Linked DNA regions of Homo sapiens: all the other regions are linked to region 3. Evidence: chromatin loops called from intact Hi-C (ENCODE). Cell type or tissue: endothelial cell of umbilical vein. All regions are shown on one strand.

The links. A loop is a pair of places that touch in the nucleus more often than their neighbours do. Peaks named below come from ENCODE experiments on the same cell type or tissue, not always from the same donor. Only the 100,000 strongest peaks of a DNase experiment are listed, where the experiment ranks them.
Region 1: a loop joins it to region 3, with 7 times the contacts of the local background. A loop is called at or near these places in 10 of 110 quality-filtered maps.
Region 2: a loop joins it to region 3, with 17 times the contacts of the local background. A loop is called at or near these places in 12 of 110 quality-filtered maps.

What each region holds. Positions count from the first base shown.
Region 1 is chr20:6,633,748-6,638,747 of GRCh38, forward strand. No RefSeq gene overlaps it. Among named protein-coding and RNA genes, the nearest start is that of LINC01713, 100 kb to the right of the region's middle. RefSeq lists an enhancer at 3,504-4,017. In endothelial cell of umbilical vein, a CTCF peak has its summit at 2,629 (motif pointing right); a DNase peak (open chromatin) is centred at 2,704.
Region 2 is chr20:6,817,019-6,822,018 of GRCh38, forward strand. No RefSeq gene overlaps it. Among named protein-coding and RNA genes, the nearest start is that of BMP2, 52 kb to the left of the region's middle. In endothelial cell of umbilical vein, a CTCF peak has its summit at 2,769 (motif pointing left); a DNase peak (open chromatin) is centred at 2,773; H3K27me3 peaks cover 196 bases.
Region 3 is chr20:6,580,252-6,585,251 of GRCh38, forward strand. No RefSeq gene overlaps it. Among named protein-coding and RNA genes, the nearest start is that of LINC01713, 150 kb to the right of the region's middle. In endothelial cell of umbilical vein, CTCF peaks have their summits at 3,034 (motif pointing right) and 3,234; DNase peaks (open chromatin) are centred at 2,380 and 3,040; H3K27ac peaks cover 386 bases.

The DNA.
Region 1 (5,000 bases), 53 kb after region 3:
TTTAAATGTTGAAAGTCCTTCAACATTATTCAATACCAAAAAAGTTACACCATGTTTTTTAATGAGCTGCTTTATACTTTTTCCTACACGTTTGGCTGTATTCCCTTTGATTGCCTTTTGATATGACAATGGATTTTATATATAATCTTTAATAGAAAACAGAAAGATAATTTAGTTTTTGGGCTAGCATGGTTGATCAAAATCTATTTTTTATTGGCTGAAATGCGTAAAATGCAAAAACCCACCTCATACACAAGCGCACCCATTTTTCTTTTAGTTTTTAGTACTGCAACAAGAACATGCCCTACAAACACAGAAATTGTGATATGTTTTGTTTCACTTGTTTCCCATAAAAACTGTACGGTGCATTTATGATTGTATATGTTGGGAAATTCTGTGTATTCTGATAGCAGAGAACTTGCATTTTGACAAGAACTGAATGCTCCACTTATAACTTCACAAACTGTAGACTAGCTTCAGAGTCCTACCTTCGAGCCTTGTTTCTTGTCCACCACTTGTACAGCTGCCATGTCAAGTACCACAGGCCTTATTCATGCCCTGATACAAGGTGGACATTGCACCTTCTTGTCAAGACACTGGATGAGTTTACACAGCAGGCAACAGGAGTATTTCTGGAAGCCATTACTACACTACAGTGGAAAACGATAACATTACACATTATACATGTGACTATGAACCGCTTAACTGTTTCCACTAAATAATAAGTAAATGCATCTCTAATTCAACTTTCCCTTCTATATATCATCCCCCAAACACTCACCCCCATTCAACAACACCTAACACAAAGGGAATTGTGGTGGAGCAGAAGTTAAAGTGGAAACAGACAGCTGTCTTAATTGATTATGATGCAATTTTTTTTTTCTGAAAATGTTTCAAAATCAAAAGATGATAGGAATTATTTTTGAAGTCTGTCCCAGGGTGTGGGAGGGTCTGTAGGAACTAGGTCCCTGACATTTGAACTTCCTGGCAAAGCTTCCTTCCTTAATGCTGGCAATGGCCAACTTAGTGTCTGGTCTTCTGCTTTCCCAACCCAGAAATGTGAAGCTTCTGGTTGCTGAGGAGGTCCTAGCCCTCAGGTGGAACGGTGCCATGTGTCCTGGAGCCCAGATACTGCCTGGGCAGAGAGGTCTGATCACACACAGAGATGGGTGTTGGCCTAGGCTTTCCAGATGAAAACAGTGTGACTGATGGCTACTGAGGTGGGGCTTTGGAAACTGGGTCCTTTCAGCCCATGGATGAAGCCTGAGATGTCATGCCCAGTGTTTGAAGCTTACAGACCCAGCTCAATTGACTAATAAGAAGCCTGCTTTGTGCATTTAACTCTTCGGTGTTTCCTCCCTCCCTCCCTCACTCCCTTCCTCTCTCCCTCCCTCCCTTCCTCTCTCCCTCCCTCCCTTCCTCTCTCCCTCCCTCCATTCCTCTCTCCCTCCCTCCCTTCCTTCCTCTCTCCCTCCCTCCCTTCCTCTCTCCCTCCCTCCCTTCCTTCCTCTATCCCTCCCTTGCCCCTTCTTTCTTTCCTTTACTTCCTTCCTTCCTTCCTTCCTTCCTTCCTTCCTTCCTTCTTTCCTTCCTTCTTTCTTTCATTTAATCATCCTGATAGGACACTGAACTAAAAGCTTGAACCCTGGGTTTCTGTTCTGATCTACCACTCATAGCTGTGTGTCCTTGAACAATCCCTTCATGCTTCTGAACCTCACTTTCATTATCTATAAAGAAAGCAAGTGAACTTGACAGTCTCTTGGTTTCCTGCCCTCAGTAACATCTGATTTTTCTAGGTCTGATTAGTATGCCAAATCACATGTGATGTTGAAATGTGTGAGGTTATGTTCTCACCACTAAGTCATTCCCACTGAATCTTTATAAATGTAAGCTAAATATTAAGTAAGTAGTGTGAACCCAGGATTACACAGTTGCTTCACATGGATATCTCAGGTAATTCCCCAACAACTAATGTTTTCAGAAAAAATGTATCTGTCACTTGAGATGTCCCGGGTACTGTGAAGAGCTCTTGCAACAAAGCCCACATCATGTAAGTAAGTCCTCATGACCACCTTAATAGTTGTGTGATATTATTGTATTCCTTATTTTAGAGAAGAGGAAACTGAGGCACAGGAAGTTTGAGTACTAGAGTGTCAAAGTCATACAGCTAGTAAGTGTCACGGTCATCACCTCCAATTATCTCTAAGCCACAGATGACAGCAATTAAATGATTTACCCAGGATTATTCACCCTAGATGGCAGAGATAGAAATAGAATTTCATTGCCTCTAGATAATGGGACAGTATAAGAAAACTCCACTCACTTGAAGTTCTTTCCAATTGACAAATGTAGTTGGCAATTTATTACCCCAGAGAAATACTTTTTCCCCTTGCTTTTAGATGTATCTGTTGTTAAAAGGGGGGAACAAAAGTATCAATTTTGTATAAAGAGTTCGGAAATAATTTGAGTTTTACAGGGTGTCACTTAATCTTTGAATCTGGTTTTATTCGGTAATATTTTGAAAACTACTCAGGCCAAAAAATCCGGATAAAACTACTGTCCTGGCACCAAAAATGGAAGAAATGGTAACTGCTGTTCCCTGCATCCTAGGCATTTCCCTGGGCTTACATAGAATTTATTCCAATGTTCCACCAGGTGGTGCTCTGGTGAAGACATGGTTCTCAGGCTCTCCAACCCCTTGACGTTATGCTTGGAAATATTTTGAGTAGATTAAGTCATTTCTCCTAAGAAAGAGGCTGCCCAGTAAAAGGAATATGATTGCCCATTTTGCCAATAAGACACAACGTGCACACAGAGAAAAGTCCAACGGGAATCCTCAGATAAAGGACAATCGTCCCTGAAAAAGTCAGTCCCAAAACATCTAAGAAGGTATTAGAACAGTGGTCTTGGCTGAGTCTTATGGGACTAGAATCAGGAATTTGGAGCTTGCGTTTCTGCTACTAATCTATGAGTCATTTGGAGAACCTCATTCTTCTCTGGACTGCAGTGTCCTCACCTATAAAATGTGTATAAGTGTACTGGGGTGGTGGGGAGGGGGTTAGACTGTATCAGCCTTCTTCTACAGGGGGCTCATAAGCCCAATCAATGGTATTTGTAGTCCAACCTCCTGAAGCTGTGAAAAAAACTTTGTGTGTACACATATTTTTCTGGGAAGAAGGTCCATTGCTTTGGACAGATCTAATCAGAAGCCAGGAGTCCTAAAATGTTAACATCTGGATCAGATCATTTCTAAGGTCCTCTCCAAGCTTCAGTATTCTATGATGTTATAATCTTTCTGGGAAGGAACTTGTGGCTGTCAAATTAATTGGATATCCCTAGCTATGTTCTAGCCGCATCCTTTCTTATGTACTCTCTAATGATTTTGTTAAGGCAGTCACACCTAAGTTAACAGAGTCCTGCAACACCCTCTCTACTAGATTAGGTGGCACATCATGTGACTGATGTGGTTCATTAGGGAGCCAAGAGAGACCAGAGGAGCTGTGAGAGCAACTGGCCAGATCCCACAGGAGCTCAGTGGTGGAAGCAGGTGCTAATTACCATCCTTTGGAGGAACAGGATATGCATTTTTTGGGAGTGGGTAAGAATTTCTGGTTAGACAAGCTCCAAATTCTTTGGCCTACTTTGAAGGCACTGCCTGTTCCATTGGCTAGGATGAGATTTTGTTTCCTGATGAGCACCAGCTCAGCCAGGAAGGAAGGCTCAGAAAAGGAGGTGTGGATATTCTTTGTGGAGGAATTGTCATGCAAATAAAGGCTCCTTCCCAACCCAAGGTGTAACTGTGAGGGAGTGTCAGGGTCCCACCTTTCTGGCTCAGGAAAAACATATCTCTTACTTTTTTACAGGAGTAGGTTTGGTAGCTGAGTAATGTAATTATATAGATTATAGATTACCAACAAACACTGAGATTTCAACCTGTTCTGGATATATATTATTTGTGAGGGGAGGGGCTTGGAGAAAAAGAGCAGGAATATTGGTTGGGATGTAGCCAATGGGAGAACCCCATTATTAAACAGAGAGTGCAGTCCAAGCATTGCACCCACAAGAGGAATTCAATGTAGGGAGATATTGGGAGTAGAGATCAGTGCTTGGGAGAGAGGAGCTGGGAAAGAAAGCAATTCCTCCAAAGGCTCTAAGTCAGCGTGTTGTCCAGAACGGAAATTGAGTATAGGAAGAGAGATTCTTTCTTGGACTTTGGAATATCTAGTCTGGTTCCTTTTCAGAATGATCAGACCACCTTCCTTACCTATTGCCTGGGCCAATGGTTCTCAGCCCTGGCTCTGCATTAAAACCACCTTTTAAAAATTTGGCAATCTCTGGGCCAGGTGCGGTGGCTCAAACCTGTAATCCCAGCACTTTGGAAGGCCAAGGCAGGTGGATCACTTGAGGTCAGGAGTTCGAGACCACCCTGGCCAACATGGCAAAACCCTGTCTCTACTAAAAATACAAAAATTAGCCGGGTGTGGTGGCATGTGCCTGTAATTCCAGTTATTGAGGAGGCTGAGGCAGGAGAATTGCTTGAACCTGGGAGGCAGAGGTTGCAGTGAGCCGAGATCATGCCACTGCACTCCGGCCTGGGTAACAGAGCAAGACTCTGTCTCAAAAACAAAAAACAAAAACAAAAAACTTAATGATGTCTTGGTTTCATGCTAAATCAGTAAGTCAGAATATCTGAGGTTAGAGCCTAGCATTGCTACTAAAAAAGTTATTTCCTTGTGACTTTAATATGCTGCCAAGGTTGAGAACCACTGGCCTACACCAATGATGGAAAACATGGAACATGCATGCTGATAACCCCCTCCCAAGTTCATGGAATGTGTTTGTTTAGTAATTACAACATTCTTTGTGCACTACAGAACTTGTGCACAATGCCTGGAACATAGCAGTTGCTCAATAAACATTTATTAAATCTAGTGATCTTTGGGGCAAGATGGGGTGGTGATATCTTTCACTTCAGCACCCATTTTAATTTATTCCTTTTC
Region 2 (5,000 bases), 240 kb after region 3:
CCCAAATGTCCATTGATGATAGGCTGGATAAAGAAAATGTGGCACATATACACCATGGAATACTATGCAGCCATAAAAAAGGATGAGTTAATGTCCTTTGCAGGAACATGGATGAAGCTGGAAACCATCATTCTCAGCAAACTAACACAGGAACAGAAAACCAAACACTGCATGTTCTCACTCATAGGTGGGAGTTGAGCAATGAGAACACCTGGACACAGGGTGGGGAACATCAAACACCGGGGCCTTTTGGAGGGTGGGGGGCTGGGGGAGGGATAGCATTAGGAAAAATACCTAATGTAAATGACAAATTGATAGGTGCAGCAAACCAAGATGGCACATATATACCTATGTAACAAACCTGCACATTGTGCGCCTGTACCCTAGAACTTAAAGTATAATAAAAAAAAGAAAAAAATTAGTTTTTTAATGATGCAAATTCTGTATAAAATATATTACAGGCTGGGTGCAGTGGCTCACGCCGGTAATCCCAAGCAGCACTCTGGGAGGCCGAGGTGGATGGATTGCTTGAACTCAGGAGTTTGAGACCAGCCTGTGCAACATGGCAAAACTCTGTCTCTACAAATAAATACAAAAAATTAGCTAGGTGTGGTGGTGCACGCCTGTGGTCCCAGCTACTCAGGAAACTGAGGCTAGAGGATCACTTGTGTCTGGGAGGTCAAGGCTGCAGTGAGCCAAGATTGCACCTCTGCACTCCAGCCTGGCCAGCAGAGTAAGACTCTGTTTCAAAAAAATAAAAAATGAAAATAATAAAAAAAAAGAGACCTGTAATGCCAGGCACTGTCATTTTCTTGTAGAATAGGGCATTCCATCAGAAGTTATCTAATAGTTGGAGCCTCATACTCCTGATTATTCCATAAGCCAATGACTAATATTTCACAATGATAATGTCTTTTTACTGGATTCCCAAAAACATATTACCACATTTTGATAATTTAAAGATTCACACTTAAAAAATGTTTTCATTCGTTTTCTTTTTGATACGGTTTGGCTGTGTCCCCACCCAGATCTCATCTTGAATTCCCACATGTTGTGGGAAGGACCTGGTGGGAGGTAATTGAATCCTGGGGTCAGGTCTTTTCCATGCTGTTCTTGTGATAGTGAATAAGTCTCGCGAGATCTGATGGTTTTAAAAAGAGGAATTTCCCTGCACAAGCTCTCTTCTCTCGTCTGCTGCCACGTGAGACATGCCTTTCACCTTGAGCCATGATTGTGAGGCTTCCCCAACCACGTGGAATTGTAAGTCCATTAAGCCTCTTTCTTTTGCAAATTGCCCAGTCTTGGGTATGTCTTTATCAGCAGTGTGAAAACAGACTAATAACACTTTTTGTGATAGATTAAATTTTCCATGTACTAAGAAGACATAAAAAAGAATAGTGCAAATTGTAAGGAAATTTAAAATATAAGTTAACCAATGTGATGAAAATAAACAGAAGCCTAGATCTCCCCATAGAAGAAGGTGCTTTGGGATTGCTGGTTTCTGTAGTCTTCTTTTACCAGCAGGATGGAGACAGGGTCCCTGATGAGAATGGGGTGATTGCTAAGGGTGTTGGTATGGTGAGAATTCAGGGTGAGGCTGCTGACCAGGGTACTGAGAGGGGAAATTCTGAGAAGTGCAGCTGCCTGCCCATTCCGGTGAAGAGTGAAGATGGACAGAGCTTTGCACTGACCCTGTTGCTCTTCCCGCTGGGGTGGCCAGTGTGGAATCCAATGAGCTACTAACAAGGACAGTTACCTTTGCAGATAAAACAACAGTAATTTAGAGGAGAATTGCAATTTACTGGGATTCACTAAAAGACTACCCACGAGTGAACACTACTTGCTATTTTATATTTGTCCAATCAAATTTAAAAGATGTTTATTAGCTCATGCCTTTCTACGGTAATGCATCATCTTTCATGGGATTGTAGAGAAGCTCAGTGCAATAATTTCTCTGGTTCAATTCCTTTGCTACATATAATTAATCTGCATTGATAACTATGGTATTTTGGGGATGTATCATTTGGGAATTGCATTCTCAAATACCTTTATTGTGATGCTAAAGAGTCCCAAATCATAGTATATTAAACCAGATATATATATTTCCTTTCATATAACAAGAGAGTTGAAAGGAGGTAGTGCAGAGATGAAATGAAAGTCCATAGCCCTACCACGGTCTTAGCGGGTTCTTTCCTTCTGTTTTACCATCATTAGCATATGGTTCCCTGATGGTTGTTTCAGAATAGAACGATGGCTGCTACAACAACCAGCCATAGCATCCATTTCATAAGCAGAAAGAATGAGCAAGGGAGAAAATATTCCTACTAGTTCAGCAGGCCCCCTTTAGATAACTCTCTTAGATGACCCAGACAAAGACTTCCTCTTCCATCTTATTACCCAGCATGATCTTCTAGAGAGGTGGGGAAATGTAGTTGTACCTGCCCTCAACAACATAAGGATCCTGTTAGTAAAAAGGAAGGGTAATATGAATATCGGGTAGGCAAGTGGTAGACTCTGGCTACCACTGTGCGGCATTTTAGTGAATGAAAGATGACGATGTGGCATGTATATTCTTAGAAAGGCCATGTAAGATGATGTTATCTATGGGTCAAATGAATTTCCCTTCAGGTGACCAAGGTATTTACACACATTCCTTGCAGGCATTAAAAAGAAAAAAGGAAGGAGGGCAGGGAGAAAGCCACTGCCACAGTTGTGGCCGAGTGAAAGGTGAACACCTAGGTGTGGTAGTTCCAGTATGGCAGATGGAATTGTTCACTCTTTCAGTGCCCCCTTGTGCCCAATATACTGTAACAGGATAATACAGGGAAACAGTCAAGAAAGAAACTTTTTGAAAACTCCATTCATTAAAGCTACAGTATAGCAATGTGTGGTTTTAGCTACTAGAAATGCAAAAAAATAAAAAATACCTATACAGTATATAACTTCATGATGCTGGGACAAGACGTCACAATGTTAAGGCATATCTTTCTTGTGCTAAGTAGTTCTCTTGTCAAAAAATATGTTTTCCATTTAAATTTGGAGTTGTTGGGCTTTTTTCCTCCCTTATATTTATGTATGGTCTGATTTTTTTTTTTTGTATTGGCTGGTTCTTCATTAATCTACCAAGCTAACTGTATTTATATGTAAACTCAAGCCTGATGCAAGGGTCTTTTGTTTCTTTGTTTTATTTTATTTTTAAATAACTGTCTGAAAAGCAGTGGAATATGGGTTGCAAAATTTACCAGCAGCACTATCATCCAACAATCAGTTTAAAAAGGTGAAGCAAAAATAAGGCTGCTCACACCCCTGTTATGGGTAGGCACTCATTGAACATTGTGTGTGCCCTGTAGACCTGCATTCTCCAGTGGTCCCAGTCCGGTTCCACAGAATCAACTTTTAGAACTGTAATCATCAATACAGACCAACTTACTCAACTCCCTCTTTCACAGATAAAGAAGCTGAAGTCACGAAGGAAAAACAAATCCTGTCACAGTCTCATGGGACGGGGTAGGAACTAGAACCAACGACTCATCCAGAGTTCATATTAACTCCGAACTGTTGCCACCATTTACAGAGACTCATAGGAGAAGCCGCTTGCTCTACAGTGTGAGGATTGCAAGCTGTGCTAGGATTCAAGCTCAGAGTCCCTGAGCCTTTGTCTCCTGTTCTTTCCTGTGTGCTTATGTGGTCAGTCCACTTTCCTTCTCCGACATGAAGGCTTGGCCCATTCCAAGTCTCCTTTGGAAGAAAATGGGTAAACTATGAATGCCATTGTTTAACACTGTCAATTGGAATATTAAAATGTTTCTTTCATTAGAAATAAACTTTTGTCAATTTAAACAGTGGAAGAGTAATTCATCACAGGGGAAGAGGAATGAGAACCTTTGGAATTTATTTTCAATAAAAGATCCTGCTAGTAGAAGAAAACTCCTGAAACCCTGGTTTTACTGATGCCCATTAACATGTATACTTGAAGCAAGAGTATGAAGCTCTTAAAATCTGCCCTTTCAAAAACTTTAAAAAGTTATGTAGGGAGTTATAAGTACATAAGATGAAAATGAACACCTTCTCTTAGTAAATGTATTTTAGGAGCATAGAGAAATTGTAAAGAGAAAGGTGAGAGTAATAGAACTTCACCTGGTAATTTTCTGGGGTAAAAGAAAAGGGGATAAAGGTCCCGGGGCTATATTACTAAAGAACAAATGAGAAAGAAGGGCAACACACTGTTAAATAATGTATGCAACATTCTGCCCTGAAATTCTTATTTTGAGTAAGATCCTTTACCCTCCCTGACAATATGATCATATTGAACAGTTGGATTAAAAAAAAAATTGTGGTTTTGTTCAGTAAAAACCTAAATACCAGGGGAGTATCTGCTGTCTTTATACCCATATAATTAGGTGGAATGTGGAAAAATCCAATCAAGCTGTGTCTGACTGTATATCTAATCTGATTGGCTTTCAACTGGATCATAGAGGAGATAAATGGCATTTCTACAACACAGCCATTCAGTCACTTTGTTATGAACTTTTTCCTTACCTTAAATTCATCCATAAATGCCATTTAAACTCTGGTCCCAAAGGTAGTGAGGCGGTGAGTAGAAAATAGAATCTTAACACCCACTTCCTCTGTTCAGTTATGTCTTTGCTCCTTCAAGTATGGTCTGCAGGCTGGTCATCACCTGGGAGCTTGTTTGAAATGCAACTCTCAGGCCCTCACTCTGACTTGTGCAACCAGAATCAACATTTTCAAAATATCTTTGGGTAAACTGTATGCACATTAAAGTTTAAGAAGCTGTCAGTCATCTATATAACTTCTATTCACATGGAAATTCTGATTATGAACCTGCTGCTTAAATCTAAGATATTCTTCACATGACTTATACACCTATTCTGGAAAATATCTGAAAGTACCCGGGAATAAAATGCATGAGACTATCTGTGTATATATAGCTTTCTATGTTTCTGGTTGACTTTTCTTTTTTTTACTATTTTATGGCA
Region 3 (5,000 bases):
ATCCACCTCTGGTTACAGAATGTATCATGATGCCTTATTAGCAGCAGCCCAATGGCTCCCTGGAGCACCACTACTTCTGTCAATACATGCTAAAGCAGCACAGAAACATCTACGAAGATAGGGAACGTTGGGTAGGAAAGACCAGGACTGCAAATATCTTGCCATCCCAGCCTTGGAAGGGACCTCAAGGCCATGTAGTTCAGCCTGCATCCCCTCAGAGTGAAGCATTCTGTGTTCCCCAAAAGGCAGGAGAAACTTTGCCTGTGGTAGTGTGGGTTGCAACCCTTCAAGGATGCTTCTGAGAATCATGTTGTTAAGATAGCTACTGAGCAAAAGGCTGGGATTCTCAAAGTCACTTTGAGCGCATGTAATAGGAGGCAGAGATGAGGTCATCTCCCTAAAGGTCAGCTGCATCCCCAGATGTGTTCTTACCTCAGCCCTCACTTGAAGAGAGCCAAAAAAATGGCTCATCCAGGGGAAAGTGTGGGACTTATGCCCACACGTCCATAGCAGACCAAGCACCTGGCCAGGCCCAGCAGCCAGGAGTGACCCCGCCCCTTGTTCTCTGCCAAACATTGTTCCTTGTACTTGGCCAGTACCCGGGTTTTGCAGCCTCAGACATCTAACCACCTTTTCCCAAAGGACCTCACCCACTTTACCTCAACCCCACCCCATCCCATCCCTTGGCCAGACCTGTAATTACTGGACCTGAAAAGCAGCCTCCAGGATACCACATGGGGGCAGGGCAGCCCCCAGCAAGCAGCCAACTAAGATTTTTCTTTCTACAACATCCCTTCACTGTTCTTTCTCCCTCATCCTCTCATTACCTCCTCTCAGGGGGTTGTGCCAGCCAGGGCTACCCCTCACACTTTTGGGGCCAGAACAAAAGTAAAATAATATCCCCTCTCCTGTCCCCTGCCCAGTCTATGGCTTGGTTCTTTCTCTTCCTAATCCCTGACTCTGTCCACATGGGACAGCCCACGCAGGTGTACACACACTCCATCTCACAGTTCCAGCCACCCCACTGCTATGCAATGGCCTCTTGCTGCCCCTTGGGCCTGTATAGGTGCACACCATCCACTTCTAATGGGGACAGAACAAGGAAAGATTCCCCTGCAAGTTCTGAATACCAGCTCAGGACCATTTGGGTAGGGAATTCTGTTTCCAGGTGTCCGAAGTGTGGCCAAGAAGGAGGGATGTTGGGTCCACGAAGGGTCATCCACTTGACCCTGAAGGATGTTTGCCAGAGAAAGGTCGGAGTTGGGCTCTCTAAAAGGCAGGACCCAGGGCAAAGATCTACCCTGGTAAAGGGTTGGTACTGGCACCAACTTACTAAAGAGTTTCTGGGCTTCCAGTGTCTTCCTTCTTCCCACTGAAGATATCTATGTTGGATCAAATCAAATCTGTTTATGACACCTATCATGCTCTAAAATAAACACAGCTTCTCTGCCAAGCCTTCTACAAGAACCAAACATGGCTTTCAAAATCATTTCCTTCCCATACCTGAGCATTCTGTGACCGGTAGACAGAATCTTAAAAGAGAAGACCCTGGGAGCAAAGAGACATAAACAGAGTAGCTGCTGTGCCTTCTGAGAATGAGGGGTCATCTGCTATTCCCTCAGGGTACTCAGCTCAGCTTTCCTGGTTTTGTTCCATTTTGTGAGAAGAAGTAATTATATACCATATTTAAAATAAGTGCTATTAACATCTATAAGCACAAGAGAAGTTACGAGTTTGCAATTTTAAATGTGGTAGGCTTAATGAGAAAATGACATTTGAACAAAGACTTGAAGGAGATGAGGTATTTACCTATGTAGATATCTGGAGGAACCTTCCAGACAGGGGAAACAGCCAGTGCAAAGGCCCTGTGGTAGGTGCTCTTCTGGCTACAGGAAGAGGGGGGATGTCAGTGTACCTGGAACTGAGCAAGCAATGGGAAGAACAAGGGGAAGAGATAGTAACCAGATTGCACGGAGCAGCACCTCTTAAATTACAGAACTTTCACTCATTAGTGAGTGAGATAGAAGAGGGGGCTTTGGAAAGTCTTGAAACCAGAAGTTGTCATAGAATGACGGTGGCTATCATTGGTGAGAATAGCTAAGACTAGAAGCAGAAAGACCAGTTATAAGGCTATTGCAGCAGTCTAGGCAAGAGATGATGGTGGCACAGGCCAGCAAGGTACCAGTGTGGGTGGAAGGAAATTATACAAATCTGGATATATATTGAAGAAAGGTTCAATGGGATTTCCTGGCTTTCTTCATTTTTGGAATAATGTAGCTACTCTGGCATTAGTCCAAGTCACTAGTAGTCATTGAAGAACAAAGAATAACTGGTGGAAACAGCTTCCTCCAGTGAATGTTATTGATAAGGGATCAATGTGAGGCACAGGTCTTAATCTCTTGTTCCACCTCCAATCCTGGCGATCTTTCCCTCTCATGACTCATGCTCAAAATTTGTCCAGTTCCTCTCTATACGTCTCATTCATAAATGATGTTGGTCACCACCTTCTCATTCAGCCACTGTCAATACTTCTGAAACCAATTGGAATGTAAGTAAATACATGCATTCCTAGGTAGGTAGGTAGGTAGGTAGGTAGGTAGGTAGGTAGGTAGATAGATAGGTAGATGCATAGATTCCCAAGCAACCAAAAATATAGATACAATGGTCTCTGCATTTGATTATGTGCTTGCTTGTTTGAAAGTGTAATATCAATCAATGCATCACGAATTGAGCCAAAGGTTTAGTGTTGGTGTTACTTAGTAGCGACAGCAAGCAATTTGCTCAAATCTCTTGGGCTTCTGTTTTTCCCTTGAAAAATGAAGTGAGTGGGAACGGTGCCCCTTAAGTACCAGTTAAGTTTACACATCACGTTTTCTGCTTCCACCATGCCCCTGCACCTTTATTTTCTTTCATCTTTCCAGTGATCCCCCCTAATTAGGAGCTCTGCTTATAAATGGTATCTTTTGTCTCTTTCAGTTACTTTCTTCCTCCCTGGTTTAATGAGCTTTCTCCACAGTGTGCCTTTTTCTCCCAGTAGATGGCAGTATTCAGTTTTGTTTCCTGATGCTACTTTGCCCTGTTGGAAGGCCTGGGCCAGCTGCCCTTTCTGCAAAGCCTATGTCCTTTTAGCACTAGAGGTGATCACAGAAGAGGAAATTAAGGGAGGAACTGATGAGTGTTGAAAGGCTCCCATGAAAACCGTGGCGATGCCAAGTAGCCTCCTCCTGTTTTCAAGCAGGTTTATTTTATTTAACTTTCGGGTTAGTGATAAAAACAACGGTCTTCCACATGTCAAAGTGTTGTCCCAACTCATCTGATCTTTCTACTCTGTGACGCAGTTAGTACAGATTTCATTGACCTCAGGTCTTGATCCCAGGAGTTATAATGGGATGGCTGCTGTTGTTGAGGATATTCAGGGTTAGAAGCAGGAAGACCAGTTAGGAGGCTGTGGCAGTGGTCCAGGCAAGAGACCGTGGAGCTACCAGCCGGGAGCACTGCAGGTGGGGGATGTGGTGTGGAGACGGATGGTAGTGGAACAAGCTCTGAGCTTGCTACCTGGAGAACCAGAGTCTCCTCTGGCACTGTTATTTCACTAATCTTGGCAACACTCTCAATTTCTCTGGGCCTCTGAAGACACCCCCTGTTCTAGGATTCTGTGGAATCATGAAGGAAATCAATCCACATGTAGCTTGCAAGTCACCTGACAAGGGACACATCACTCACCGGTTAATGGTGCATTGAGAGCCAGAAGCCATATCTTTAGTAGGGGCTTCACCTTACCACTAACTGAAGATGGTGTGAAAACATCCATTTCCGCAGTCCAGTTTCTTGTCTTTCCAGAAGAAATCTCATCTAGGAAAACAATATGTGTAACAAATCAAAGCAAACTGCTCCGGTTGAAAGGGGATAGAATCCTGCACCTCCTGGCCCCCACCTTCCCACTGACTGCAAGTAGCAAGTAAAGACCTCCAACAGAGAGGAGCAAAACCCCTGCCAATGTGACTTCAAATCTTCAAGTGCCGTGCCTTGACCTATGTTAATCAAGGAATTCTGGGATCACTAATATCAGTTTTTTCTTGAACTCCTCGGGAAAATTTTGCAGGGAGGAGAATAATATAATAAGAGTATGGAGGAATTTTTGTGTTTGGGAGTGGGATATATTGGGGCGGATGGTGTCACACAATAACTTTAAAACATTTTATGGTTCTTAATTGCCTATAAGATCAAATTTAGACTTGTTAGCATAGATAAAGGAGTTTCATAATCTGCCCCCATTCCCCCCCTCCAATCCTGGAGGGGATACTATCCTTCTGGTATATCTTTGAAGATGCCACGCACCTTGACACTCCTACTCATTCCAGAAAACACAACTCCAAAACCTTCCTTAAGCAATAGCCCTGACAAGCATTCATAGCGTTTTGTATATACAATTCTTTTACAGTCTGTATCACAGTGTTTGTTTTCCCGCCAGCTTCCCTCTTTGTTTGTTACTTGCTTGAGAATAGGGACCATGTCTTATACATTCTAAACATCAAGCATGATCCAAGAGAAGGTCTTACTGTGCAAAATCAATGAATAACAGGAGGTTTTGGGGGTCATGTTGTAGTGTTAGGATGTGGGAAAATATCATAAGCTAAGGGATGACTTAGAAATGTATTACAGATAATTTAGTCAAATACAGCCACTATGGCCTTACAAAGAAATGTGTGTGTGTGTGTTCGTGTGTGTGTGTGTGTGTGTGTGTGTATATGTGTATATATATATATATATATATACTTGCAATTAATCAAATTGTTTAATGTCTGCCTGCTTAGTAACAAAGAGATTACATAGTTTGTTGTTATTATTGCTTGTAAATGACCTTGCAGAGTTTCTTTACAATCCATTGGGCAAATAGGACTTCAGTAGGAAGGAAATTAATACGCATGAATTCAGCATGCACAATAATTCAACCAATATTGTTTGATGTTAGCATCCTTTTGAAAAGAAAAGGTAAAACA